Regions from separate parts of the Homo sapiens genome. Here region 1 is linked to region 2. A link is a loop called in an ENCODE intact Hi-C map of the cell type or tissue named here. Cell type or tissue: mucosa of descending colon. All regions are shown on one strand. Links, peaks and the distances in the headings refer to the core of each region. The heading gives the core; the rest is flanking DNA. Region 1 overlaps PCSK7 (proprotein convertase subtilisin/kexin type 7). Region 2 has its middle 12 kb from the start of PAFAH1B2.

Evidence for each region. Peaks named below come from ENCODE experiments on the same cell type or tissue, not always from the same donor. Only the 100,000 strongest peaks of a DNase experiment are listed, where the experiment ranks them.
Region 1: a loop joins it to region 2, with 9 times the contacts of the local background. A loop is called at or near these places in 60 of 110 quality-filtered maps.

Annotation. Positions count from the first base shown.
Region 1 is chr11:117,207,781-117,210,691 of GRCh38, reverse strand. It overlaps PCSK7 (proprotein convertase subtilisin/kexin type 7), which reads left to right. Exons shown (of 17, transcript NM_004716.4): 13 at 1,639-1,795; 14 at 2,628-2,722. Among named protein-coding and RNA genes, the nearest start is that of TAGLN, 9.9 kb to the right of the region's middle. RefSeq lists enhancers at 1,201-1,701, 1,702-2,202. In mucosa of descending colon, for the core only: no CTCF peak of the experiment used is centred there; a DNase peak (open chromatin) is centred at 1,781.
Region 2 is chr11:117,131,085-117,133,995 of GRCh38, reverse strand. No RefSeq gene overlaps it. Among named protein-coding and RNA genes, the nearest start is that of PAFAH1B2, 12 kb to the left of the region's middle. In mucosa of descending colon, for the core only: no CTCF peak of the experiment used is centred there; no DNase peak of the experiment used is centred there.

The DNA of each region.
Region 1 (2,911 bases), core at 272-2,771, 77 kb before region 2:
ATGGAAGAAAGGGTGCTTTAAAAAGAATTGTATTCGGCCGGGTGCAGTGGCTCACGCCTGTAATCCCAGCACTTTCGGAGGCTGAGGCGGGTGGATCATAAGGTCAAGAGATTGAGACCATCCTGGCCAACATGGTGAAACCCCATCTCTACTAAAAATACAAAAATTAGGTGGCCATGGTGGCGTGCACCTGTAGTCCTAGCTACTTGGGAAGCTGAGGCAGGAGAATCGCTTGAACCCAGAAGGCAGAGGTTGCAGTGAGCCAAGATCATGCCACTGCACTCCAGCCTGGCAACAGAGAGAGACTCTGTCTCAAAAAAAAAAAAAAAAAGAATCGTTCTCATTACAGCCTAATTTCTTAATAGTCCCCAGTTGAGTCTTCCTCTTCAGTAGTTTTTTGTTTTTGTTTTTGTTTTAATAATTGTAGATTTACAGGAGGTTTCAAAGAAATGTACAAGAGAAGTCCCGTGCACCCTTCTCCCAATCTTAATGTTTCACACAATTAAAGTATAATATCAAAACCAAGAAATTGACATTGGTACAATCCATAGAGCTTATTTGGAGTTCACCAGATACACATGCTGTCAATATTTGTGTATGCGCGTGTGTAGCTGTATGCAATTGTATCACATGTAGCCTTGCATAACTACCACCACAACCAAGATCCAGAACAATTCCATTATCACAAGACTCCTTTGTGTTACCCCTTTCTGGCCACACCCATCCCCTCCCCTGTCCCTGGCCCCTGGCACCCATTTATCTGTTATGTATCACTGCAGGTACTTCAATTAACATCACCTAAATGGAATTGTGTGCTACGCATCCTTTTTCTTTTTTTTTTTTTCTTTGAGACAGGGTCTTGTTCTGTTGCCCAGGCTGGAGTGTGGTAGCATGAGCATGGCTCACTGCAATCTCCACCTCCCAGGCTCAAGCGATCCTCCCACCTCACCCTCCCCGGTAGTGGGACCACAGGTGCACACCACCACACCTGGCTATATGCTTCTTTTGAGATTGCTTTTTTCACTCACATAATTTGCTTGAAATTTATCCACCAGCATTTTTTAAAAATTAACTGTGCATCATCTTCAGTGAGATGTGTGCATTTCGTCTTTGTTCATGCCTTTTCCACTGCCTAGAATGCCCTCTACCAACCCTGTCTACCGATCTGTATTCATTTCCTTCAGTGTGTCTCACTGCTGTGTGCCTAAACCCATCTGACTTATTTCTCTTCCCTTATCAATTATGTATATTTCCCATACCATATCATTTTCCACTTGCAGGTAGGAGGCAGGGACCACGCCCATCTTATCTTTATATTCCCAGCATCTAGTACAGTGCCTGAAATGGAGGAGGTACCCAGTAAATAATGTTTTGGATGAATGAATGATTGAAGTTGCTCTGCTGGATTCTTATATTGTGTCTTGGGTATGTGTCGTCTTCCCAACTGCACTCGAAGCTACGTTGTAAACTTGAGAGCAGCAGCTCCATTCCATTTACTAGTATAGGCGAGGTCCCAGTTAGGGTTGCCGTAGATGTTTGTATGTGGCTTCAGTGAGCGTGTGTCTTTGTGTACGTGGGGGTGAAGTGAAGGCGTGTTTGTGGGCTGGTTTCCCAGCTGCCCAGCCTGACTTTCTACAGTCAGCAGGATGGACCTGGAGATGTCAGGGCTGAAGACCCTGGAGCATGTGGCAGTGACAGTCTCCATCACTCACCCACGGCGCGGCAGCTTGGAGCTGAAGCTGTTCTGCCCCAGTGGCATGATGTCCCTCATCGGCGCCCCCCGCAGCATGGACTCGTATGTACACCCGCCCGAGGCCTGAGCAACCTTTTCAGCAAGGGCCTTTCCAGGGAAAAGAAATGGAAGAAGTGGATCCTGGCACTGTCCTAAACTACTGTGGCACTGGCTATCCCTGGCGGCTGGAAGCCTTTCGTCACATACCTTCTTCAAGCGCTAGGCCCTGCACCTCACATACATGTTCTCTAATCCTTCTAAGAACCCCCTAGATTAGACTTTGTAACCTCCTTTTACAAATGAGGAAACTGGCTGGGTGTGGTGGCTCACACCTGTAATCCCAGCACTTTGGGAGGTCAAGGCAGGAGAATCACTTGAACTCAGGAGTTCAAGACCAGCCTGGGCAACAAAGTGAGACCCTGTCTCTACAAAAAATTTAAAGATTAGCTGAGCATGGTGGTACATGCCTGTAGTCCCAGCTACTCAGGAGACTGAGGTGGGAGGATCACTTGAACCCAGGAAGTCAAGGCTGCAGTGAGCTGTGATCATGCCACTGCACTCCAGCTTGGATAACAGAGTGAGACCCTGTCTCCAAAAAAAAAAAGAAAGAAAAAGAAAACAAGTCATGGAGCTAGTAAGTGCCCAAGAGAACAAGAATAAACCTAGATCCGTGGGACTCCAAGCCTGTGCGCGCTCCATGCTTGCTTTTTCCACCACACCACGTTAACACAATTTCCTCCTTCCATGAGACCCCAGGGGAAAGGGGCACCTGAGAAGCCCTCGTGGCACCCTCCCAGGTTGTTTCCACGGCTACTACAGTAAGAAAGTGTTGCTGGGGGAAGGTCAGCTCTCTGGCCCACGCCTTCCACCTGTTTCTGCTGTGTTCTTTCCTCAGGGATCCCAACGGCTTCAATGACTGGACCTTCTCCACTGTGCGATGCTGGGGGGAGAGAGCCCGAGGGACCTACAGGCTTGTCATCAGGGATGTCGGTGAGTCTCGTGCCCTCACACCAGGCCCTACCTTTCCTGCTTGTTATCTGGTCCCTCTGCATCTCAGAGTCCCCACAGAAAGTGTCCCGTGTGCAATATATAGGGTTGCCATTGGACCAAGAGAGTTGATGCCAAGAGTGTGCCCATCCGTGAAATGGGCATTGCTCTCTGCAACTGTTCATTTATACT
Region 2 (2,911 bases), core at 204-2,703:
AGGCTGCAGTGAACCATGATTGTGCCTCTGCACTCTAGCCTGGGCAACAGAGTGAAATCCTGTCTCAAAAAAAAAAATTATTCCAGTATACAAGGCAGAGTACAATATGTTCATTTTACAGATGCAGCAGCTCAGAGAGGTACTGAAAGTAGGAGCTGGGTAACCCAGGATGGGATGGGAAGGGCTTTAAAGATTTTTATTTTAAATAAGCAGCTGAGACCTATTATAGATGACTGAGCAAGGACAGAGTTGTTTTTTTTTTTTTTTTTGGTTGCTCTTTTTTTTTTTTTCTTTTTTTTTGATACAGAGTCTAGCTCTGTCACCCAGGCTGGAGTGCAGTGGTGCGATCTCGGCCCACTGCGACCTCTGTCTCCTGGGTTCAAGCAATTCTCCTGCCTCAGCCTCCTGAGTAGCTGGGATTACAGGTGCCTGCCACCACACCCAGCTAATTTTTGCATTTTTAGTAGAGACGGGGTTTCACTGTGTTGGCCAGGCTGGTCTTCAACTCTACCCTTGTGATCCGCAGCCACCCCTCGGCCTCCCAAAGTGCTGAGATTACATGCTGGAGCCATGCAACCAGCCAGGACAGAGTTTTTTTTTAAAAGTGCTGAAAGGGCCAGGAGCCGTGGCTCACGCCTGTAATCCCAGCACTTTGGGAGGCTGAGGCGGGCAGATCACGAGGTCAGGCGATCGAGACCATCCTGGTTAACACGGTGAAACCCCGTCTCTCCTAAAAATACAAAAAAATTAGCCGGGCGTGGTGGCGGGTGCCTGTAGTCCCAGCTACTCGGGAGGCTGAGGCAGGAGAATGGTGTGAACCCAGGAGGCGGAGCTTGCAGTGAGCCAAGGTCGCGCCACTGCACTCCAGCCTGGGCGACAGAACGAGACTCCGTCTCAAAAAAAAAAAAAAAAAGTGCTGAAAGAAGGCTACTCTAACAGCTGTGGGTAGGATGAACTAGAGACAGGAAGAGACAGGTGACAGAAGACCAGCTAAGATGCCACCGCCTCCTTCTAGGGAGGTGGCTTGTGTGTGGGTAACAGAGACTGAGGAGGAGGAAAGGAAAGGCTCCAGGCTTTCTATGACACCACTTTCTGTCCTCCCTAGTCCCTGTCCTTACTGACCTTCTGCTCAGTCCCCTCTCACTGCACTCACTGAAGAGTGCCACCTCCCATTATCCACCACCACACCATTGTCAGAACTTCACAGTGCTTTACCTCCTTAACTCTAGACCTTTCTCCACGCTATGCCGGCTACCCACATCCTGGCCATACTCTGGACTTGTCTTTATTGGGGGTTGCTTTGCTTTTGAATGGTTTAGTTACATTCCTTGTGGGTTTTCTTATTAGATAAACAATACAAATTAACTGAAGGTAAACTGGAAAAGCAGATGAATGAAAATGAAAACAAAAAAGCACCCAGATGTTATGTTGTTCCATAACACGTTGGTAAATATCCACCCAGACCCTTTCTGTGTTTGTGTGGATGTGTGCATCTGTACATTTTCTTTTTCTTTTTTTTTTGGGACAGAATTTTACTCTTGTTACACAGGCTGGAGTGCAGTGGTGCGATCTTGGCTCACCGCAACCTCCGCCTCCTGGGTTCAAGCGATTCTCCTGCCTCAGCCTCCTGAGTAGCGGGGATTATAGGCGCGTGCCACCGCGCCTGACTGATTTTTGTATTTTTAGAAGAGATGGGTTTTCACCATGTTGGCCAGGCTGGTCTCGAACTCCTGACCTCATGTGATCCACCCCCCTCGGCCTCCCAAAGTGCTGGGATTACAGGCGTGAGCCACCACGTCCAGCCAAGAAAATTTTCTTGAGATCTTTGAGAACTTCTCATTTTTGAGAACCCCACTATACCACGTAATTTTCCAATGAAACGTGCCTGAATATTTTAAGTCATCACTTCAGATATGTAATAAGTGTAAAAGTGTGCTTCAGAAAGAGTAAAGAATTAATTCCATGCCAGGCCAAAATATACACCCTTTTCCTGGGCATGGTGGCTCGTTCCTGTAATCCCAGCACTTTGACAGAGTTTGAGACCAGCCTGGCCAACTTGGTGAGACCCCATCTCTACTAAAAATACGAAAAATTAGCCAGGTGTGGTGGCACGCACCTATAATCCCAGCTACTCAGGAGGCTAAGGCAGCAGAATCTCTAGAACCTGGGAGGCGAGGTTGCAGTGAGCCGAGATCACCCCACTGTACTCCAGCCTGGGCAACAGAGCAAGACTCTGTCTCAAAAATAAAAACAAAAACAAAACATACAACCGTTGTAGTTATCTGGGTCTCTCTTACTGGTTAAGTGCTTTGCTTTTGTTGTACAACAACCTTGAAGATAGTTTCATTCAAATTTGTGCCTCATTAAACAAACAAATCCTGTCTGGGTGCGGTGGCTCATGCCTGTAATCCCAGCACTTTGGGAGGCTGAGGCGGGTGGATCACAAGGTCAGGAGTTCGAGACCAGCCTGGCCAACATAGTGAAACCCCCGTCTCTACTAAAAAAAAAAAAAAAAATTAGCTGGGCATGGTGGCGGGTGCCTGTAATCCCAGCCACTCAGGAGGCTGAGGCAGGAGAATCGCTTGAACCCTGGAGGCAGAGATTGCAGGGAGCCAAGATTGCGCCACTGCACTCCAGCCCAGGTGACAGTGCGAGACTCCGTCTCAAAAAAAAAAAAATCATACAAATCCATTTAATAAGCCTTTTCAGGGTCTTTCTCAAGATAAAAATCCTGATTTCTGAATTCCAAGAGTCCACTGGTGTTTCTATTATAATGTCCATCTCTCTCTTTGAATTAATTACAAGTCTCTTTCCCTGACTAAATATGAATTATTCTATGGCAAGCGTCTTATACCTCTTCGTAGCCTCAGTGCCAGGGAATGCCTGGCACAACAAATATTTCTTGGTAAAT